2 separate regions of the Homo sapiens genome follow, and region 2 is linked to region 1. A link is a contact called in ENCODE Hi-C or POLR2A ChIA-PET data. All regions are on one chromosome and are shown on one strand. Each heading gives the region's core, a stretch centred on a gene start or an enhancer-like site at or near the end of the contact. The rest is flanking DNA. Distances are from core to core; before and after follow the strand shown. Region 1 overlaps GSAP (gamma-secretase activating protein). Region 2 has its middle 37 kb from the start of GSAP.

Region 1 (3,629 bases), core at 220-2,719:
GAAAGTGTTCCTATTTCTCCACATCCTCTCCAGCACCTGTTGTTTCCTGACTTTTTAATGATTGCCATTCTAACTGGTGTGAGATAGTATCTCATTGTGGTTTTGATTTGCATGTCTCTGATGGCCAGTGATCATGAGCATTTTTTCATGTGTTTTTTGGCTGAATAAATGTCTTCTTTTGAGAAAGTGTCTGTTCATATCCTTCGCCCACTTTTTGATGGGGTTGTTTGTTTTCTCTTGTAAATTTGTTTGAGTTCATTGTAGATTCTGGATATTAGCCCTTTGTCAGATGAGTAGGTTGCGAAAATTTTCTCCCATTCTGTAGGTTGCCTGTTCACTCTGATGGTGGTTTCTTTTGCTGTGCAGAAGCTCTTTAGTTTAATTAGATCCCATTTGTCAATTTTGGCTTTTGTTGCCATTGCTTTTGGTGTTTTAGACATGAAGTCCTTGCCCATGCCTATGTCCTGAATGGTATTGCCTAGGTTTTCTTCTAGGGTTTTTATGGTTTTAGGTCTTACATTTAAGTCTTTAATCCATCTTGAATTAATTTTTGTATAAGGTGTAAGGAAGGGATCCAGTTTCAGCTTTCTACATATGGCCAGCCAGTTTTCCCAGCACCATTTATTAAATAGGGAATCCTTTACCCATTTCTTCTTTTTGTCAGGTTTGTCAAAGATCAGATAGTTGTAGATATGCAGCATTATATCTGAGGGCTCTGTTCTGTTCCATTGGTATATACCTAAGCTAAATGACGAGTTAATGGGTGCAGCACACCATCGTGGCACATGTATACATATGTAACAAACCTGCACGTTGTGCACATGTACCCTAAAACTTGAAGTATAATAATAAAAATAAAAAATAAAAAAATACAAATCAATTACAAAAAAAAAATAGCTGGGCATGGTGGCACACGCCTGTAGTCCCAGCTACCCGGGAGGCTAAGGCAGGAGACTCGCTTGAAACCAGGAGGCGGAAGTTGCAGTGAGCCAAGGTTGCGCCACTGCACTCCAGCCTGGTGACAGAGCGAGACTCCGTCTAAAAAAAAAAAAAAAAAAAAAAAAAAAAAAAAAAAAATTAGCCGGGTGTGGTGGCACTCATCTGTAGCTACTCGGGAGGCTGAGGCAGGACAATCACTTGAACCCAGGAAGCAGAGGTTGCAGTGAGCTGAGATCACACCACTGCACTCCAGCGTGGGCAACAGATGAGGCTCCGTCTCAAAAAAAAAAAAAAAAAAAAAAGAAAAAGAAAAAGAATAACCATATATTTGGCTTTTTTTTTTAAGCAGGAATTTGTACCCAAAGGAGACAGCCAGCTATCAGCAAGATTTTCTTACCTTTAAAATGGGAAGATCTTTGAAGGCAGAAAACACCTTTCTACACTAATTTTTCCCTTCTCAAGTACAACCCAGACATTTGACTAATACTACTAGCATAATAAGAGCCAACCTTTGCAAATAGTAATTTCTCTCAATAACATACCATGTGCTTTCACAGTGAAAAAGGAAGCATCGTGAATTAAGATTCTAGAGACATCAGTTCTAGTTTCAGTTCTGCCATTATCCTGGTATTTACTTCACAGCAAATCACCAAGCTTTCCTAGGCCTCAATGCCTCATTATTAAACATAATAAAACATGCAGGGCAAGGTGCTCACGCCTGTAATCCCAACACTTTTGGAGGCCAAGGCAGGAAGATCATTTGAGGCCAGGAATTTGAGACCAGCCTGGGCAACATAGTGAAACCCCATCTCTACAAAAAAATGAAAAAAATATTAAGAACAAGCTGGACATGGTGGTGTGTGCCTATAGTCCCAGTTACTCAGAAGGTTGAGGTGGGAAGATCACCTGGGCCAGGGAGGTCGAGGCTATAGTGAGCCATAAGAATGTCAGTGCACCCCAGCTTGGGCAACAGAGCAAGACCCTGTCTCAAAAATAATCAGAATAAAATGAAAGACCAAAGAACCAGATTACTTCTACAATCCCTTTCAGCCATAAAATCCCATTATTCTATGAGGTGCTAAATTAAGAATTTTGATGGCCGGGAGTGGTGGCTCACACCTGTAATCCCAGCACTTTGGGAAGCCAAGGCGGGTGGATCACCTGAGGTCAGGAGTTCGAGACCAGCCTGGCCAACACGGGGAAACCCCGTCTCTACTAAAAATACAAAAATTAGCCGGAAGTGGTGGTGGATGCCTGCGGTGCTGGCTACTCAGGAGGCTGAGGCAGGAGAATCTGAACCTGGGAGGCGGAGGTTACAGTGAGCCGAGACCACACCATTGCACTCCAGCCTGGGTGACAGAGCAAGACTCCATCTCAGGAAAAAAAAAAAAAGAATTTTGAGAATCAAGATATCAGTGGAGACTGGACACAGTGGCTCATGCCTGTAATCCTAACATATTGGGTGGCTGAGGTGGGCGGATTCCCTGAGCTCAGGAGTTCAAGACCAGCCTGGGCAACATGACTAATCCCCTCTCTGCTAATAACACAAAAAATTAGCCAGGCGTGGTGGCGCACACTTGTAATCCCAGCTACTCGGGAAACTGAGGCAGGAGTATCGCTTGAACCCGGAAGTTGGAGGTTGCAGTGAGCTGAGATCACACCACTGCACTCCAGCCTGGGTGACAGAGCAAGGCACTGTCTCAAAAAAGAAAAGATTATCAGTGGAGACTGGGAGACCATCACTGAAGGGGAAGACAAGACCAGGCAATATCTGGATACCACAAGGAGAGACAGCAGGATCAGGCAGAGGGATAGACATGACATGAGGAGAACGGAGGTGAGCAAAAGACCATGGTGTGATCCAGGCACATGCTGTGAAATGGTGACAAGGATGGGAGAGTTCAATATGGCCTGGTTCTGAAGGAGCTCTGGTTATTCAAGCTCTTGAACCGAATCACAGCTTCACAGAGCATCTGTGACACTTGACTGTCTATGATGGTGAGAGGGAGTTCTGGAAAATCTCAGTGGCAATGGGGCCCCTGACCCATATGGTCACCCCAATTGCTGCCCAGTGGAAATCTGCTGTGACTTGTGGCAAATGCAACTCCACAGGGGAGGATGAAGGGGACAGCCAGAGCCTGGTTTCCTATGGAAGTCCATTTTCTCAGTAAAATATTCACTCTGCCATCTCTACAGCCAAGAAAAGGAGCATTACTGATTAAAAAAAGAAAAAAAAACTGCATTGTAAAGTATGTGGATCAAAGAACCCTGTTTACAAAAAAATGGTACAATTTGTCTCATCTACAGTGGAAAAATCTTATTTTAAGCAACAGTGTTAAACCCCACCTGAGACAAACCACATCTTATAATCAAATGGCTTGTAAGGCCATTTGATGGACAGACAAAATAAACGTTTCCAAAATATTCGTTCAAATAAAACATTCTAATAAATCCTATAGTGCTTTCTGGTTACATCATCTGAAATCTTTACTGAACAAAATGAAACCTTCCCATGATGAGCAATACCTTTCATATACTGATGACTCCTAAATGTGCCTCTCCAGCCGTGACCTCTTACCTGGCCTTCTGACTCATCTCCAAACTCCACCTCACATCTCCACTGGGATGTCTATTAGGCATGTCAAACTGAGCAAGTCCAAAATGAAACTCTTCCTTCCTGCCCCTCCCAT
Region 2 (3,415 bases), core at 737-3,236, 62 kb after region 1:
TAATTTGTTTACAGCTTTATTGCAATATAATTCACAGACTGTACAATGCACCCACTTCAAGTGTACAATCTGATGGCTTTTAGTATATTCACAGATTTACACATCTACCACCACAATCAATTTTAGAACATTTTCATTACCTGAAAAAGAAGCTCCACTCCTCCCACCATCATTGCAGGCAACTGCTAATCTATTTTCTGTCTTTATAGAGTTACCTATCTGGGCATTTCATATAAACAGAATCACACAACATATGGTCCTTTGTGACTCGCTTCTTTTACTTAACTTGTTTTCAAGGTTCATCCATATTGCAGCATGTATCAGTATTTCATTTCTTTTAATTCGTGAATAGTATTCTATTTTATAGACATACAACATCCATCCATCAGTTGATGGAAATTTAGATTGCTTCTACTCTTTGATTATTATGAATATCACTACTATGAGCATTCATGTATAAACTCTTCTATGGACGTATTTTTTGTTTGTTTGGTTTTGGTTTTGTTTTGAGATGGAGTCTCGCTCTTTCGCCAGGCTAGAGTGCAGTAGTGCGATCTCGGCTCACTGCAACCTCTGTCTCCTGGGTTCAAGTGATTCTCCTGACTCAGCTTCCCAAGTAGCTGGGACTACAGGTGTATGCCACCAGCCTAGCTAATTTTTTTTGTATTTTTAGTAGAGACAGGGTTTCACCATGTTAGCCAGGATGGTCTCGATCTCTTGACCTCATGATCTGCCCGCCATAGCCTCCCAAAGTGCTGGGATTACAGGCATAAGCCACCATGCCCGGCCTGGACATATGTTTTAATTTCTCTTGAGTACACCTAAGAGTAGAATTGCTTGATCATATGGCAACTCTATGCTTAACTATTTGAAGAACTGCCAGACTGTTTTCCAAAGTGGCTGCACCATTTTTCAACCCACCAGCAGTGTATGAGGGTTCCAGTTTCTCCACATTCTCATCAACACTTGTTATAATCTGTCTTTTAAATTATAATACCCCATTCACATTTTACAAAATCTTACGCAGTTCTTCTGGCTCTTTGGACCTGTTCATTGAACTAGTTTCCTAGTTAGAGAAGCCCACTTAGAAAAGGCAAAATACTGAGCACATTCTTGCCTAATGGGCAAGCAGGAAAGAAAAGGCCAGAGCTGGCAAAATGTCTAGGGGAAAAGAGGGGATGAAGAATACATAAAGCAACGCCCAGTCTCCCCGAATATAAACACAAAAGAGGCCTGGCATTGCAGCTGCTTCTACCTGAACTCATTCCAGGAATGACTAGGGCAGGATATGCAGGTAGAAAAGATGAGCAAGAGTTGGAACTTCACTCAAATTAACTGGAGAGGGAATATGGAGCCAAAGTTAAGCTCAAACTATTCTCTCCCCAACTCCTATTTGGTATTTTTTCACCAAAGAGCACATACTGAAACGCTTTGGGGGTCTCTTCTAGCTTTAAAGTTCTATAATTTCATGATTTTCTTCCTGTAAGTATACCTTAAGTTAATTGTGCAGTGTATCCCTTATATAAACAGAAGACTGTCTCAGTAAGATTCCTTTTAAATGTTTTGAATGAATTTTTTAAAATATTTTTACTTTTAATGTTTCCTGAAGCTACACTGTCTATAGCACTGGTATTCCCCAGAAGTCACTAAAAGCTCCTGAAAGTCCAACTGACAGAAAAGATGGATTTGATTAAAAGGAAAAAACACAGAATATAGTCCTTGGAAAGTATGCTGATTTGTTATTTAGCCAGTTAGAGAATTGTGCTGTTTTGCTCTTGGGAATTGTACCATGGAATAAAATAATTCTGTTGAACTGCAATATAATTACAACATCTGAAAATACAGGAAAAGATGAATTAGAAAGATGCAGGATTCAAAATAAGGAGGACCAATTCCAAACAAAATACCAAGCAACCAAATTAGAAGATATTAGAAGGTGTTACACATGCTCTTCCTATTTAACATGGAAGGAAACTGCAAGTAGTATTGCACTAATAAGGCACTTCCTCGTCCCTAAAGTTACTAGTTCTTCAATTCAACAGATATTTTTGTGCACCCACTATAAGCCGGGAACTTTGCTTGTCTCTGAGGCTGCCAAAATAAATAAGACAGCCTCTGCCAGAGAAGAGCAACAGAGGGCTCACCCTCTGCTAGGCAAATGAAAACTTGTTATTCAGCTGCAATACCCTGAGATCATTCCACAGCTGTGAGAGGAAAGAATGAGAGTTGAAATTGTGAAAAGAAATGATCTACAGTTGCCTAAGCTGGGGGTGAGAGGAGAACCTGGAGAGGGGTGGCAAGGGAATTGGAGGGAGAGGACCTGATTCATGAACTCCACCTTGTAAAGAACTAGCAGGATTTCACCAAGCAGAGACGGGCAACAGGCATTTGTGGAAAGTACTGTAGTGTCACAGCAAAGGTTTTGGAGATTTATAAGTTTTCACCATATCAAACTATCAATAGTCAACAATTTTTTGGCCTAGAAAAATATATATTCATATGGTCCAATCGAAAACAAAATAATCCCCTTGAGTGTCCCAAATGAATGTTTAGAAACTGTAGGAGAATTAGTTAGAAAAGTAGTTTGAGTCAGAGTTGGAAGAGCTTTGAACTGAAGTAGTTTCAGCTTTATTCTATAGGTGATGGAAAAGGCAATTCATAAAATAACTTTGAACAAATAACCAATAAACGTATGTTTAAATGTTTAAATAATTTCAAGTTTAAAGAAAACTATGTATCATTTTCAGTGCCACAAAGGAAAACAATTTAATGTTAACATTCAATGTCAATAAGGACTCAGGAAAACAGGATGTTTCCCTCCGTGGCTGGGTGTGTAAATTGGAATAAACTTTCAGGAAGGCGATTTGAATACACCGTGACCTAGCATTCCACTTTGAAGACTTTATCCCAAGGAAAAACTCATGGATATTAAAAACAAACAAAACAACTTGGAGGCCGAGGTGGGTGGATCGCTTGAGGCCAGGAGTTCAAGACCAGCCTGCCCAAAATGGCAAAACCCTATCACTACTAAAAGTACAAAAGTTAGCCGGGTGTGGTGGCATGCACCTGTAGTCTCAGCTACTCGGGAGGCTGTGGCAGAAGACTTGCTTGAATCCGGGAAGCAGAGGTTGCAGTGAGCTGAAATCACACCATTGCACTCCAGCCTGAGCGACAGAGCAAGACTCCATCTCAAAAAAAAAAAAAGTTTAGCCACCAGGATTTCCTTGATGTTCTACAGTAGAGAGTTGTGTAAATAAAACATGAATCATCCTTATAATTGAACATTACACAGCTACTTTAAATGCTTAAATAAATATTTAATGACATGGAAATGCTCAAGAAATTTTGTTACATGAAAAAATTAGGTTGCAAAACAGTACGCGTATCAGTCAAGGCTCTTAAGAACTAGATCAGA

Evidence for each region. Hi-C counts contacts between places; a loop is a spot of excess contacts on that map. ChIA-PET counts read pairs that join two places held with the same protein, here RNA polymerase II (POLR2A). Pooled maps may share reads with other maps.
Region 2: a loop to region 1 is called in a map of PC-3, with 4 times the contacts of the local background. The contact joins two enhancer-like sites. A Hi-C loop is called at or near these places in 6 of 168 maps with a recorded cell type or tissue (CD14-positive monocyte, GM12878, HepG2 and 3 more), 11 of 37 single-sample maps with no recorded cell type and 12 of 50 pooled maps. POLR2A ChIA-PET finds 5 or more read pairs at or near these places in 2 of 52 experiments (AG04449 and GM12878).

What each region holds. Positions count from the first base shown.
Region 1 is chr7:77,389,907-77,393,535 of GRCh38, forward strand. The region is part of intron 5 of GSAP (gamma-secretase activating protein); the gene reads right to left. Among named protein-coding and RNA genes, the nearest start is that of GSAP, 25 kb to the right of the region's middle. RefSeq lists an enhancer at 2,637-3,629. Within about 2 kb of position 1,470, at least 2 of the 41 ENCODE cell types and tissues checked have a DNase peak (open chromatin) inside an H3K27ac peak, as active enhancers do; they include CD14-positive monocyte, where a contact is called at or near this core.
Region 2 is chr7:77,451,650-77,455,064 of GRCh38, forward strand. No RefSeq gene overlaps it. Among named protein-coding and RNA genes, the nearest start is that of GSAP, 37 kb to the left of the region's middle. Within about 2 kb of position 1,987, at least 3 of the 41 ENCODE cell types and tissues checked have a DNase peak (open chromatin) inside an H3K27ac peak, as active enhancers do; they include CD14-positive monocyte, where a contact is called at or near this core.